Linked DNA regions of Homo sapiens: region 2 is linked to region 1. A link is an interaction called in ENCODE POLR2A ChIA-PET data of the cell type or tissue named here. Cell type or tissue: GM12878. All regions are shown on one strand. Each heading gives the region's core, and the rest is flanking DNA. Links, peaks and the distances in the headings are about the cores only.

Evidence for each region. Peaks named below come from ENCODE experiments on the same cell type or tissue, not always from the same donor. Only the 100,000 strongest peaks of a DNase experiment are listed, where the experiment ranks them.
Region 2: POLR2A ChIA-PET joins it to region 1 with 5 read pairs; 1 of 35 experiments calls an interaction of 5 or more read pairs at or near these places.

Annotation. Positions count from the first base shown.
Region 1 is chr13:99,687,246-99,695,623 of GRCh38, reverse strand. All of the region lies in intron 1 of CLYBL (citramalyl-CoA lyase), which reads right to left. It overlaps CLYBL-AS2 (CLYBL antisense RNA 2), which reads left to right and starts at 4,653. Exons shown (of 2, transcript NR_046526.1): 1 at 4,653-5,071; 2 at 5,268-5,526. LOC124903199 (a long non-coding RNA gene) reads right to left here. Exons shown (of 2, transcript XR_007063848.1): 2 at 5,255-7,010. RefSeq lists enhancers at 2,717-3,474, 8,038-8,378 and a silencer at 4,515-4,809. In GM12878, for the core only: no CTCF peak of the experiment used is centred there; a DNase peak (open chromatin) is centred at 3,960.
Region 2 is chr13:100,604,436-100,609,772 of GRCh38, reverse strand. TMTC4 (transmembrane O-mannosyltransferase targeting cadherins 4) reads left to right here. Exons shown (of 19, transcript NM_032813.5): 18 at 3,346-3,415; 19 at 4,631-5,337. The coding sequence ends at 4,779. Among named protein-coding and RNA genes, the nearest start is that of GGACT, 18 kb to the right of the region's middle. In GM12878, for the core only: no CTCF peak of the experiment used is centred there; a DNase peak (open chromatin) is centred at 742; H3K27ac peaks cover 1,024 bases.

The DNA.
Region 1 (8,378 bases), core at 1,395-6,394:
CTCTTGAACTCGGGAGGCGGAGGTTGCAGTGAGCCAAGATCACGCCACTGCACTCCAGCCTGGGCGACAGAGGGAGACTCCGTCTCAAAACAAAAAGGAAAAAAAAAATGTCACACAGGAACACCAAGAAGAATCTGAACGGGCTTGCTAAGTTTATTACGCTACATCAAACCCTTTTGTTCTCTCATCATATTTCTGCTTGACTGTCCATAAAAACGCGGTTTTCCCTGGGTCTTTGAGGCTTCATTTCAGAAGCCTCCTGTGTCACATAAAACTTGTATTAAATATATTTGTGTGCTTTGCTCTTGTTAACCTGTCTTTTGTTATAGGGGTGTCAGCCATGAACTTTGCAAGGGGTATGGAGAAATCTTTTCCTACTTATAAAAGGAACTGATCCCCCAGCAGAAAGGGACCCAGTGACAGGTTCCTCCATGCCCCAGCTCTGAAGAGCTTCTTGGGAAGCTTCTTTGAAACGGTAGCAGGAACTTTTAAATATGAATATTTTATTTTTAAAGTTAGAATTCTGGAATAATTGGAGCCCAGTGAGGGGATTCGCGGCTTACCCAAGCCGTATCGCTCTCGCGGTGGGATGGATGAGGAACCTGAGGCCAAGGACTTCGCGAACATGCTGAGGTCTGTTGAGGCCCCCATGATGATTAACCATTTTCCCATCCCTACAGGGCAGAAAAATCACTTCCCCACTGAGGAGTTCTTTCCCCCAACTTTCAAAAGGAAAAAAATTCCCCACACTTAATCAACTGATATGCAAGTTTCCTTGTAACTGTTATTATCATTTAGGTCTAAGGTCTGAAACAGAACTACCCAGCCAGTGGGGAAAGCACCGATGTCCAGGGCACATGCGCAAGACAGCAACTCTTAAAACGTGTTTAATTACAGGGAGCCCCTCACAGCATGGAGCCAGGACACACAGATCTCAGAAAGCAATTTTCCATTTAGACGTGCTCCTCGGTTAATTAATGAAGCAAGCGGGCCAGCAATCTGGACAAGGAGACAAGGAGCACCCCACATGATACAACACAGGTAAAGGTATGTGTGAGCCGGAATGGAGATGGAACCTGCTGGAACCAAATGTGAAAAACAGCCATTTATAGAGGTGGCCCTGATGGATGGGTAAGTGCCAGGCTGGTGAATGACATGCTGCCCTCTCACTTCGAGGCTGAAACGTGGAAACACTCTGGCCATCTGCTGTGTCTGCGGAAGTCCCCAACACAGACTTGGGGAAGGAAAACGCACGCTTTGGTTGCAGCTGTAACACATACATGTGCACAGCAAATGTGTGTGCACTCTTGGCTCTGCCGGGTTTGCAGTCTTGACCCTCAATGACTGATGTTTTTCTCCAATTGTTCTATCAGATTCCCCAGGTTTTTACAGGAATTGGTTTGTGTAGGGGGTGCAGGACACACAAGGGAGGGAAGACACAGAGCAGCCACTGATTTTCAAATGAGCCCAATTCTACTGTGACCACTGAAATGCCTCACAGATGAAGGAAAGAGGTTCCAGTGCCTTGATGGAGGTTTGCGCCAGCCATAAATCCTGCTTAGCTTCCTTCCATTTACAGTTTATTGCATTAACATTTCTTTTGTGCGAGCTGCTGCTGGGAACCTATTGTAAATTTGGGCAATTACGACTTTTGTTCCATCTGTCCCTCCCCTCCTCAGTACTGTAACATCAAAGGTGGCCAATTCAGTAGGGGCCAGCTCTCTCTTAAATCCAACCTGAAATACATGTTAGAAATCACAGGCTCCGAGTGAAAGGTAGCAGAAGAAATCAGAAAGATGCTGCTCCAGCCTTCTGAGATAGTCTTAAAATAATCTTTCTTAAACCTCCTGCACAATGCTCCCAAGTCAAAGCCTGGATAGGTATCTTAGTGCCTCCTTGTCCAAATCCCCCTTAAAGTAGATGTATGAGTCATTCCTGAACCATGTCAAACAGGGAGTGTGCCCCCAAATACTGGGGTTTCCACCAGCCTTGCCTCTGCTTGGGTTTCAGTGGTACTTAAAATAATCTCTCTTAACGTATCTGCATAAACCAGAGTGGGTCACATCACTGCCGTTGTGGGGATGAGGCAGCCTGAGGAAATCCCAGGATGCTGGTGAAGGTCCCACAGCAGATAAGGAGGGTGTGCACCCAGCTGGAAGGCTTGATGGATAATACCGAGCTGCCTCCATTCCTGATAAGCTGTCACTTGCTACAGGGAAGAGAGAAAGAGAAAGCCTGTGTTCCCAGGTATGCTGGTGATTTTAAGGGAAGGAGGATGTTGCATTGGTCAGTTTTATTCTGACCAGTTTCCTAAGAACCTACTTTGTGCCTTGGTGAGTGCTGGACTGTGGGGGATACAAAGATGAAGAAGGATAATCCCTGTCTCAAGAAACTTAAAACCTAATGGAGGAGACAGATCTAATGATAATGAATATAAGATGCTTCATAATTAGTTTCATAACACAGGCACAAAACGCTATACATCCCAGTTCCTCAAAATGTTAAACATAGTTACCATAAGACCCAGCAATTCCACTCCTAGCTATATACCCAACAAAAATGAAAACGTATGTCCAACCAAAAACTTGTACACAAATGTTCATAGTGAAATTATAATGGCCATAAAGTGGATATCCCCCAAAAAATATCCATCATTGGAATGGATAATGGGGTATATTCCTACAATTGAACATTACTGGGCCAGAAAAAGGAATGAAGTACTAATGCATGCTACAACATGGACAAACCTTGAAAACATTATGCAGAGTGAAGGAAGCCAGAGATAAAAGGGCATATTTATATAGTCCCATTTATAGGAAATGTCCCGAACAGACAAATCTATAGATTTAGAAAGTAGATTAGTGGTTGTCAGGAGAAAGGAAGAGGGGTGCATAGGGAGTGAACCCCAATGGGTATGGGGTTTCTTTTAGGGTAAGGAAAATGTTCTAGAATTAGATAGTGATGATCATTACACAACTTTGTGAAGAGACTGAAAACCACTGACGTGTGTCCTTTAAAAATGTGAACTTTATGGCTGGAGGCGGTAGCTCACACCTGTAATCCCAGCACTTTGGGAGGGTGAGGCGGGTGGATCATAAGGTCAGGAGATCAAGACCATCCTGGCTAACATGGTGAAACCCCGTCTCTACTAAAAGTTCAAAAAAATTAACCGGGCGTGATGGCGGGTGCCTGTAGTCTCAGCTACTAGGGAGGCTGAGGCCGGGGAATGGCGTGAACCCGGGAGGCGGAGCTTGCAGTGAGCCGAGATCATGCCACTGCACTCCAGCCTGGGTGACTGAGCAAGACTGTCTCAAAAAAACAAACAAAAAAAAAAAAACAAAAAAAACAAATGTGAACTTTATGAGAGCTGAACTATGTCTCAATAAAGCGACAATTTTTAAATGCAATGGGAGGTCAGTGTGGGGAGTAATTGTGACTAAGGGGCAGGGCTGGCATATGTAATGCGTCTGCTGGCATTAAGCACAACTTGTGGATTCTAAGCACTTTCTTAAAATGAAAGAATGAGTGAAGAAAACAAATCACTGGATTTACTGTTCACTTCCAGGCTATCATATCCATCCTGGCTATGAAGGATGTACACTGAGTTTCTACGTTCTGAAACTGTTATTACTTAGGCACAGTCCACAGAAAGATCAGTCTGAAAACTCAGGGACCGGGAGCTCCGTGCAACATGGCTTTCAAGATCCTAGAAACTCTCGCTCTGTGTTCCCACCACCCTGGGCTGTTTCTTCATCCCATGGGTCCTTCTGTATTTATTTGTCCTTTGCACTGTGATGATTTGGAGGCAGTGACTACGCCTTTTATCTCTGTATCCCTAGAACCAGCAGCACATAGAAGGGACTTGCCAGGTGACTGCGGAAGAAGGGAGGAAGTCGCTATTAGCTTATGAGGAGCTTATAGTCTAAGTTTCAAGCTTTCTCATTTCTCCATTTTCTTATCACGTACAGTGATTACACTAAAAATACTCTGGTACCCTAGTGCTGGTTTTTTGTTTTTTGTTTTTTGGTTTTTTTTTTAGGTCAAAATGGGTCACACAGTGGCAATTTCATATGACTCAATCTAACACAAAGTCACTAGAAAGAATGTCTTTCGGGTCCCATTTCATGATACAAAATGGTTTTTAAACGTCGTTCCCTGAAGATCCTTTGGGGAGCACCAACAGAGAGATAATGGGGAGTGATTCTGATCCCCAACTGTCCCCTTCCCCCCCAAATTTTTAGAGTTTCTATGTAAGAGTTGGTTTGAACAAAAGACTTGTGTCTAAAAATTAGTTTGTAACTAATTTATTTATAGTATTTATAACTCTAGATAACTTAGATATTGATTAAGAAAATATCCCCCAAAACATGTTCTTTAGATCAAGGAAATAAAAAGTAATGCTTAAGCTTTTTGTTTCAGTTCATTGGAAAGCTACAGTGCTTACACATTTTTATGCTGTCTACCATCAGTGCATCTAGGGAAGGGCATCTATGGATGAGGCTACCATGTGGGAAATTCTTGAGTGGGCAGTGAGAGAGGGTTAGCAACTCAAAGCAAGTAATCCAAGGGTTAATCAGGAGAGACACTCAATCCAGAAAGTGCTCATTAACCCAAGCCTTTCTGCATAGTGTCCCTACCACCCTGCTGCCTCTAACTAAACAAAACACGGTAGGTCTCAGTGTGAGAGAGCGCTTTTGTTCACATAGGAGGCTGACAGCTATTTGCGATGAGGGGTTTTTGTTTGTTTGTTTGTTATTCAAATAACTTTTTTCCCCCTGAGGAAACTGAAAGGGAAAATGTCAGAAGTATGTGATTAATGATTTTTTAAAATAGATGGGATCTCCCCGGTTGAATTGAAAAGTAGGTACTGAAAAAGAATCCATTTCTAAATGGTAGATTTTCATATGTAAGTTTGATATTAATTCTTTCAAAAGAGTTGTGCCTGTGAGTCAGATAAATGACAGGAAGGTCTGTCTAAATACCAGCATCCTCGGAAGGGCAGCTGTTCAGAAACATTCTCAAATCATGAAGATAAATAGAACCGGAACACTGATGATTCCATCAACTGATGGTGAGGGAAACATCCAATTCTATCTTAACCTCCAAGCTGTGCGGTATTACGGTGCTTCCTAAAATGCTTTTAAATAAATACACAAAAAAGCCCGTGTTTGCTGGGGATGGGGGAAGTTGGTGATTGGGTTTGGGGGGCACAGGGAAGAGAAGTAGAGAGGAAAAACATACACCAAAATCTATGTTCCTTTTTTAAGGTTCCTTTTAATCAGATCTTAAAGCAAAGACAGAAGCTGAAAACATTTCTAGTAAATAAAAAGCAAAGAACTCTGAATGCTTAGCCGACCAGAACCCCGGAAGGAGCCCGCCTGGTACTGCCAGGCATGACTGCCTTTAGTGGATTTAACAATAAAAAAGAAGATGGCGCCAAATGACCAAACTACATGCGACTTTCCCTTCCCGCAAGAAAAGTGAATAAAACTTTCCACTGGGGCTGGGGGAGGAGGCAAGGGACCAGTCCAGAGAGATAAAATGCTACTTAACAAAACAATGTGGATAGCATTTAGGCCACATGTAAATTTCATCCACAGAGCTTGCAAATGGCATGCAATTTACTGCTCAGAGGATGTAACCTATTTGAGTCTAGAGAGCTAATTAATAACACAGTCTAAAAAGAACGCAGAGTTAATCGCCATCCATCTCCTGGGCTATTTTAACTTGTTTTTTTGACAGTTGCTGTTAAACAAAATTCTAAATATTGTTATAGCAGTCAGTTATTAGTTACCTTAACAAGATGCAAGTTTGGTGTTGGTCAAAGTTAAATCCTTTTAAAAAAAATACTTGAAAAAGTTGAAGCTGCTCTCCTCTTTAGAGCTTGTTCTGTGATGGATAAAAATTGCATCTATAAAGGTTTCAAGTCAGGTCACATTTAGAAAGTAATAGTAAATAACAGTAACTGGTAAACACAGTCCTAAGTCTTACTTGCAATTGCTCAAGTTGAAACAATTGAATACAGTCTTCAAAAATCATACTCTCATTTACAGATATGACTGGGCACATGGGATTTCAATCATGCTCCTTCATTGCTGAGAATCATGGAATTAAAATGGTAATAATTTTTACCTCTCACTTTTCTCTTGCCTTTTTCTTCCTTTAAGCATACCTGCACTAAGTAATTTTTGCTTTTCACTGATAACAAGAGAAGTTAGAGCCAGATTATTTTCTCTGGGACAACCTGTCTGTGATTGCAAGAATATAGTTCAAAACATCCTACAACTGGTATATGTGTAGCCCACCCTAAATCCTGTCTCCCCTGAAGCTTGCTGAAGGAAAGCGTGATGCCTCTCCATTCTGACCTGGTATGTATGCTTCTGGAATCCTGAAGCTGAGAATGAACTATATCCACTTTGCAGTAATGAAGCTTAAAATGTCAAAGATTCTGTAAGAGATTTTTGAGTGGAGGAAGATACTTGATGAATTTATGTGAAGTCCCAAGGGCTAGATGCTGGGACCCTAGATTCCAGCCAGAGTGTACTTACTAAGGACAGGAGGGGTGATGCTTGGGGTGTGAGGCCGGTTTTATTGAGAGTCCTTCCAAAACTGAGTGGGCAGACCTGGAAAACGCAGGTTTCACCTTGGCCTCAGTCCCAAAGGTGCATCTGTACCACTAGCTTTTGTCAGGATGAATGACGGTGCTGAGTAATTTCAGGAAAGCAACTCATCTGCCCAAATATGACTGCCAAAATATTCAGAATAATGTAGCTTAGCACTTCAATGTAAATTTTACTTTCTGACTTCACAAATAAGGAAGAAGTTGCCTTTTGGACGCTCTATCTTTTGCACTGGCTTTAATACCCAGGAACGGCCACTGTCAGATCCTCCATTCCATGCAGGAGCTGGAAGAGATATAAGGAATGTATTTCTTCTCTCTCTCTTCATGTCACCACCCTCTCATTTCCAGTTCACTTGTTATTCTTAAAGAGTAATGCCAAGTTTGTACACTAAAAAAAAAAAAAGAATCGGACTAAAGAAAAGCCAAATAAGTAATATAATTAGTAAATATGCTAATTCAGATTAAAATATAAGTCTTTAAAAAGTTCAACTTGTTATATGTAAAATTATTTTAATGACATATTGGAGAAAAATCTGGCATTATGCTGCCAAGAAGGCAATACATTTAAGGCAATCTTACAAAGTATATGAAATCACAGACTGTAATATCCTGCAACTATTTTAATTTTAAAAGCTCAGTTTACAAATATATACTAATATTTTTCTCACTTTTAATCGCTCCCCCACTGTTTTAGCATAAGAGCTAAAATAACCTAAAACGGCCCCTAAAACACACACAGCGAGTCTGTTACACAGATCTGGAAACCAAAAAAAAATGTATGAAGGAAGGAATTTTCAATAATCTGAAACAGAGTAGCAAAAAATGTGTGTGGTTTCTAGGTTTTCACTACTAATAAAAATTTTTCCTGGGAAAAATTTTACTTTAAAGCAACTCTAAATGAAAATGCATATAATTAAGGGAAAGACCGTTGCTTCAAACAGATTGACTGTCTTTAACAAGTTTCTCTCTTTCTAGCTACTCAGATATGCTATATTTCCTAATTATCACCTTTTAAGGGCCATCTGGGCCCATTCCTCCCCATCAGGGGGCAATTCCATTTGCATTGTTCCTGGGCTTAGTCATGATCAAGTAGTCTGGTGGTAAAGTTCATTAGAAATTAGAACAGAAGCATTCAACCCAACACAGTAAACCAAGTATCTGATACTCAGGCACCCGCAGGAGAGATGATAAGCATGTCAGACATATTCTCACATAACTAACAAGTCTTCAATGTGCATTTTATCCAATTGCTTAAAGAAACATTCAGCCTGGTCCCTGACCAGGTATGTAATGAAGATTTGATTAAGTCTTCTCACACTGCAAAACATTTCTCAGTTAAGGCAATGTAAGTATAGTCCCTTATGTCTTTTGGTTCAAAAGTCTATTAAAAACCCTTTAATGGTTCCCTCATTTAGCCTACCATTCACAAGCAGTATACTACTTCCTTCCTGTAGAGAACACACAAGAATTATCCTAATTGTATTTTCTGTGAAACAAACGCACATTACAGGAAAAAGTGGATCCAGCCCTCAGTCCGATGCTGACTAGCTATGGGTCCCTTCTGTCCTCACCAAGAGATCATCCTATAGATTCACAAGCTCTTTACAAACCTGTGTGTGTGCCAAAGGCATGCCTGGCCCATGGGTATGCTAGATAGTCCAGGCAGCTGCTCTTCAACAGAGCTGATTGTAAAAGGTATGGCTAATTCAAGGCAGGCATATAAAAGGTTTCCCGCTTCATACCTCATAAGGCCTGA
Region 2 (5,337 bases), core at 56-5,055, 920 kb before region 1:
TACAAAAAAATGCACAACAACTTAATTTGCAACTATCAAATGGTTAATATGTATATGTATATATGTATGGGTGTGTGTGTGTGTGTGTGTGTATATATATACATTTAGTGAGCATTCAATCATTCAGTGAATCTCTAGGGATCATTAAAATGTATTAAAATTTATATTACTTCTTGCCATTTAATTTCCAGTTTCAAGCTAATGTGGTAAAGCAAAAATACAAAAGTAATGTTTTTCAGTGCTTAAATCATGGCTTCCTGTGCTGATTTCTTTTTCTGTAGTGCTAATTCCAATGGCCCTGTAGCTTAAGTGCAGGTTATGTTGATAGAGTCAGTTTCCTAAGCTCCAGACATTTATGTCACACCTTTATGATATTTTTTTGCCACATCTAGGTATTACCTTATTTACTTGACATTTTTATTTAAATAGATTTTTAACATGAATGTATTTAAAGGAGAAACAACGCATCATTACTGTAAATACAGGGTAACTGAAAGTGAAATAATCATACTAAATCCCAGCTAGATACTATTGCTGGCCAAGGCTCTGAGCTCTCTTAGCTTCAAGGAGAGATTGGCCGGTATGTTAGAGGGTGGGGCCCACACACCACCACCAAGTGCAGACTTCAGCCCCAATGCAATCAGAAGGAAGGAGGGAGAATAGAGAATAACTCTCTTCCTGTGTGAGTCACGGTTTCAACTTCTCATCAGATCTCCCATGTTACCCTTCCTATTCTAGCGGAGGCACAGTGGCCCCTGTGCCCCAGAGCACTCTTGGGTGGCTGCTGTGGCTGAAATGACCTCCGCCCACCCAGGCTTCCTCGCCTAGACATACAGACTAGCGCTTGTTCCTACCTAGAGACATAATTTGCAAGGCTTTCTCAGTCCTACACCTTTGTTAAATACATTTTGTCTAATATGCTTCAGAACATAATACCTTATTTTTCCCCTTTCTGTTCAGAAAAAAAATATCCCCAACTCTAAATGTGAGTTTATTGGTTCATTGGCATTAAATTGGCTCATTGCCTGGGTCTTTAGTCATCCAGAGACCTCCACAGAAGATCAATTTATAAACAGTTCACTGCTTTCCTGAATGAGGCCATTAGAAGGCTGATTTAATAGATGAACATTTCATGGGCTTTGAATACTCACAGATGCTGCGTTCTAAAGAGGCCCCTCCAACCCCACTCCCAGGCCCAGGTACAGGCCCAGGGGCTGCCCCCGTGACTTGGATAGAGCCAGGCCGACCCACCCACACCTCCTCTCAAACCATCTCTTCCTCCTGACACCCCTTCTTTTGTCCACATGCTGTCGTGTTTTTGTTGCCCTGGCTTGGAAATCTTGACTCATTTTTCCTCCTTTGTCCCCCTGGCCCAGTGCTCTCTGCCTGTTATTCCTCATCCCTGTTCCTTCACACTGGCCTCCTCCTCACCCTGCAGAGTTTGGGTCCAGCCCTTGCTGACAGCAGTGGCCCTCTAACAAGGTGTCAGATCTGAGCCCTTCCCTGTCTTCAGCACCACTGTGTCCCCCAAATTGCTGACTCCTCAATGTCCTGAATGATGTTCGTCCTCACAGGCATCTGAGAACTTAGCTGAATGAATAAATGAATTTAGCAACACTAGAAAACTCCTAACTTTTTATCCCTAAGCCATTTCTCTCAAGTTAACACTACTTCATTTACAGGTTGGGAAGGATTTTTAAGTAGATGTGGTTCCCTGGCCTTCCTATGTCTCAAGTTTTAGGTTTTAAATGGAAATGTTTGAAAATCATCAGAAACAGCCCAGAGACTCAGAAACCACTGCGAAACTACACAACCCATTTGACTTTTTTTCTGCAGCCTTCCTGATATGGCCGGAGTCTTGACCCTCTTGGAAGGAGTTTCAGCCCCTGAAACTCGGAATGTAGACACTACACTGACTTTGAACTGACATCCCGTATGTTGTCCTGATGTCTTTCTTAAGTCCCTCTTGGATGACATTTCTAAAATATAAATGTTTCTCTGCCAGCTCTGTCTGAAAGGTCATGGTTTTGGAGATGGTCCCCCACATTCTCAGCCAATTTCTCAGGGGTACCACAGGCCATACAGGGCAAAGGAACTGGTGGTCTTGCACATTATAAAATGCACAGTCACAGATATGGGAAGCCCACCTGGAAAAAATTCATGTATGACCCAGGTAGAAGGCACAAAAACTATCCCCACACCAACAAATTTGTTTGGTTAAGCTCAATGTGTGATACCGATTTTTTTTTTTTTTTTGAGACAGAGTCTTGCTCTCTTGCCCAGGCTGGAGTGCAGTGGCGCAGTCTCGGCTCACCGCAACCTCCTCCTCTTGGATTGGAGCAATTCTCCTGCCTCAGCCTCCCAAGTAGCTGGGATTACAGGCACGTACTACCACACCCGGCTAATTTTTGTATTTTTAGTAGAGACGGGTTTTCACCATGTTGGCCAGGCTGGTCTCGAACTCCTGACTTCAAGTGATCTGCCCACCTTGGCTTCCCAAAGTGTTGGGATTACAGGCATGAGCCACCATGCCCAGCATGTGATACTGATGAAAGCATGCTCCCCTTAAGGAATGCGAAGGTGGATGGAGTGAACAGCGTCCCCAGGGCACATGTCAATAAAAACAGGTTAGGCGTCTTTATTTCTCAGCATTATGGTAGAAGGGACCAGCCAGCCATCAGTTTTTAGCAGTGATCAGGGTAGGAAGACACTTTGCCCTGCCTTTTAGGGGCCAGGTTGGAAGTGAGTATGACTTGGAAGAAATGCAAGGCTGTGCAAGAATCAATTCACACCCATCAGGGGCATTTGGTGATGGTCATGTGCAGTACTGTGACAATGTAGTTGACAGGTGGCCATTCCTTCCTCTTTTCTGCACATTCTTTCCAGATGGATGGGGCTGCTTCTGGGCGGCCCAGAGTGTTGTAGGTTCTTGGGGGAGAGGAAATGGGCCTCAACTGCTACCCCAAGAGCTCTGGAAATGGCATTGGCATGGGTATGCTCCACGGCTCAGCCTTCTCCTGTTCCCTGGGCCTCCTGTCGTCATCACGCACCCTGACCTGGGCGACTTGCATAACATTACAGAAGTCCAACCACTGCAGGGAGGCAGGTGGTGGCACTCACGAACATGTTCATCCCCTCTCTGCGGCCACCACTCCCTCCCACTGCTCCTTGTCAGCCTCTCTTTGGCAGAGCGTGGCCCCGCTGGGCCTTCCGAGTGTTTCTGGAGGAATGCATTGATACAAAAGGAGGAGGTTAAAAGTTTGAAAACCGTAGGTGATAAAACTGGGAACTGCTTTTGCTTCATGTACAATAAATATCTTCCTTTTTATGTTTCTCATTTTTTAGGAATCTGAAGCTTTATTCCTCAAGGCAATTAAAGCAAATCCAAATGCTGCAAGTTACCATGGTAATTTGGGTAAGAAAAATGTTCAACTTGAATCGTGTTGAAATTTTGTTACTTTAATGAAGTGGGTGCATGTCTATAAAATTAATGTTGGGAGAGTAGTTTTTTCAAAGCTAGCCTGGCTTTAAAATGTGGTTCTGTTATTGCATTAAAAAGATAGCAAAGTGATAGCCACACTTACAAATCTCAATTGCATGACCAGAACAGCCCCAAAGTTTGCCCACTCTATTACCTTCTCATGATGAAACTCAGATTGTCCTTCTTTGTGTTAAGCTGAGAAGGGTGAGATTGGATCAAGAGAATGAGGCTATGGTTGCGAAGAGTTCTCCTAGTAAATTAATCGTAGGTACTTTGGAAGCTTGCCATTGAACTTACCTCCTTTTCCTTCCTTCTTACAGAGTAGACCTTCCCCTTCCAGCCTGGTCTTCTGCTTTATATCCTCTTATGCCTTGGCTAAAATGCATTTATAATCATTTATTCCCTAGAATTCATTTCTTGCATTTGTATGTCTCCATAGTTAAGATGTTTAGAGCATAGCATTGTTGATGTTTAGAATGCTCACAGAAATGTTTTTTCACCAAAGCTGTTCTCTACCAACTCTGAAGCTTCTCTTCACAAAAGCCAAAAAGCGTCCACAGATGCTCTTCTGCCCATATAGAAAGTTAATTTTACTAACAAAATCACTGTCATGATCAGAGGCTAATCATCCTAATGATTAGGTTTACTGTAACTATCATTTTAGGGTCAGCTCTTGATATCAGAGGCCTTTTTTCTAAATGGACCCAAACAAGCTATTACTTCCCCAAATGGTGTAAGGAAATATTTAAAATAAACAGCTGAACTTCTGCATAGTCAGGGCTCTGGGCAGTGCCTAGCATCCATCACCCCCACCTCCCATACCCAGCCTTGCTTCCTGGAAATTTCATGGCAGCACTAAGACATTGCATGTACTCTTCTTTTTGCTTCTTTATGTAATAATGTTACTATAGGCAGATGTATCTTATCTAGTGCTATGAAGAGCCCTAGGAGTAACTGGCAGTAAATGGATAATCATCAGGGAGTGTGATTACAATAAATAGAGTTTTCAGTACAAACAATATTGTTTCATACAATTGACTTTTGAAAACTGTTTGCATAGGATCTGTAATATTTCTTTGTCCAAGAGGGTAGGAATACGGCACGTTACTCAGAAGCATTCCCAGTGAAATTTATCTCCTGCTATTTCAGCTGTGCTTTATCATCGTTGGGGACATCTAGACTTGGCCAAGAAACACTATGAAATCTCCTTGCAGCTTGACCCCACGGCATCAGGAACTAAGGAGAATTACGGTCTGCTGAGAAGAAAGCTAGAACTAATGCAAAAGAAAGCTGTCTGATCCTGTTTCCTTCATGTTTTGAGTTTGAGTGTGTGTGTGCATGAGGCATATCATTAATAGTATGTGGTTACATTTAACCATTTAAAAGTCTTAGACATGTTATTTTACTGATTTTTTTCTATGAAAACAAAGACATGCAAAAAGATTATAGCACCAGCAATATACTCTTGAATGCGTGATATGATTTTTCATTGAAATTGTATTTTTTCAGACAACTCAAATGTAATTCTAAAATTCCAAAAATGTCTTTTTTAATTAAACAGAAAAAGAGAAAAAATTATCTTGAGCAACTTTTAGTAGAATTGAGCTTACATTTGGGATCTGAGCCTTGTCGTGTATGGACTAGCACTATTAAACTTCAATTATGACCAAGAAAGGATACACTGGCCCCTACAATTTGTATAAATATTGAACATGTCTATATATTAGCATTTTTATTTAATGACAAAGCAAATTAAGTTTTTTTATCTCTTTTTTTTAAAACAACATACTGTGAACTTTGTAAGGAAATATTTATTTGTATTTTTATGTTTTGAATAGGGCAAATAATCGAATGAG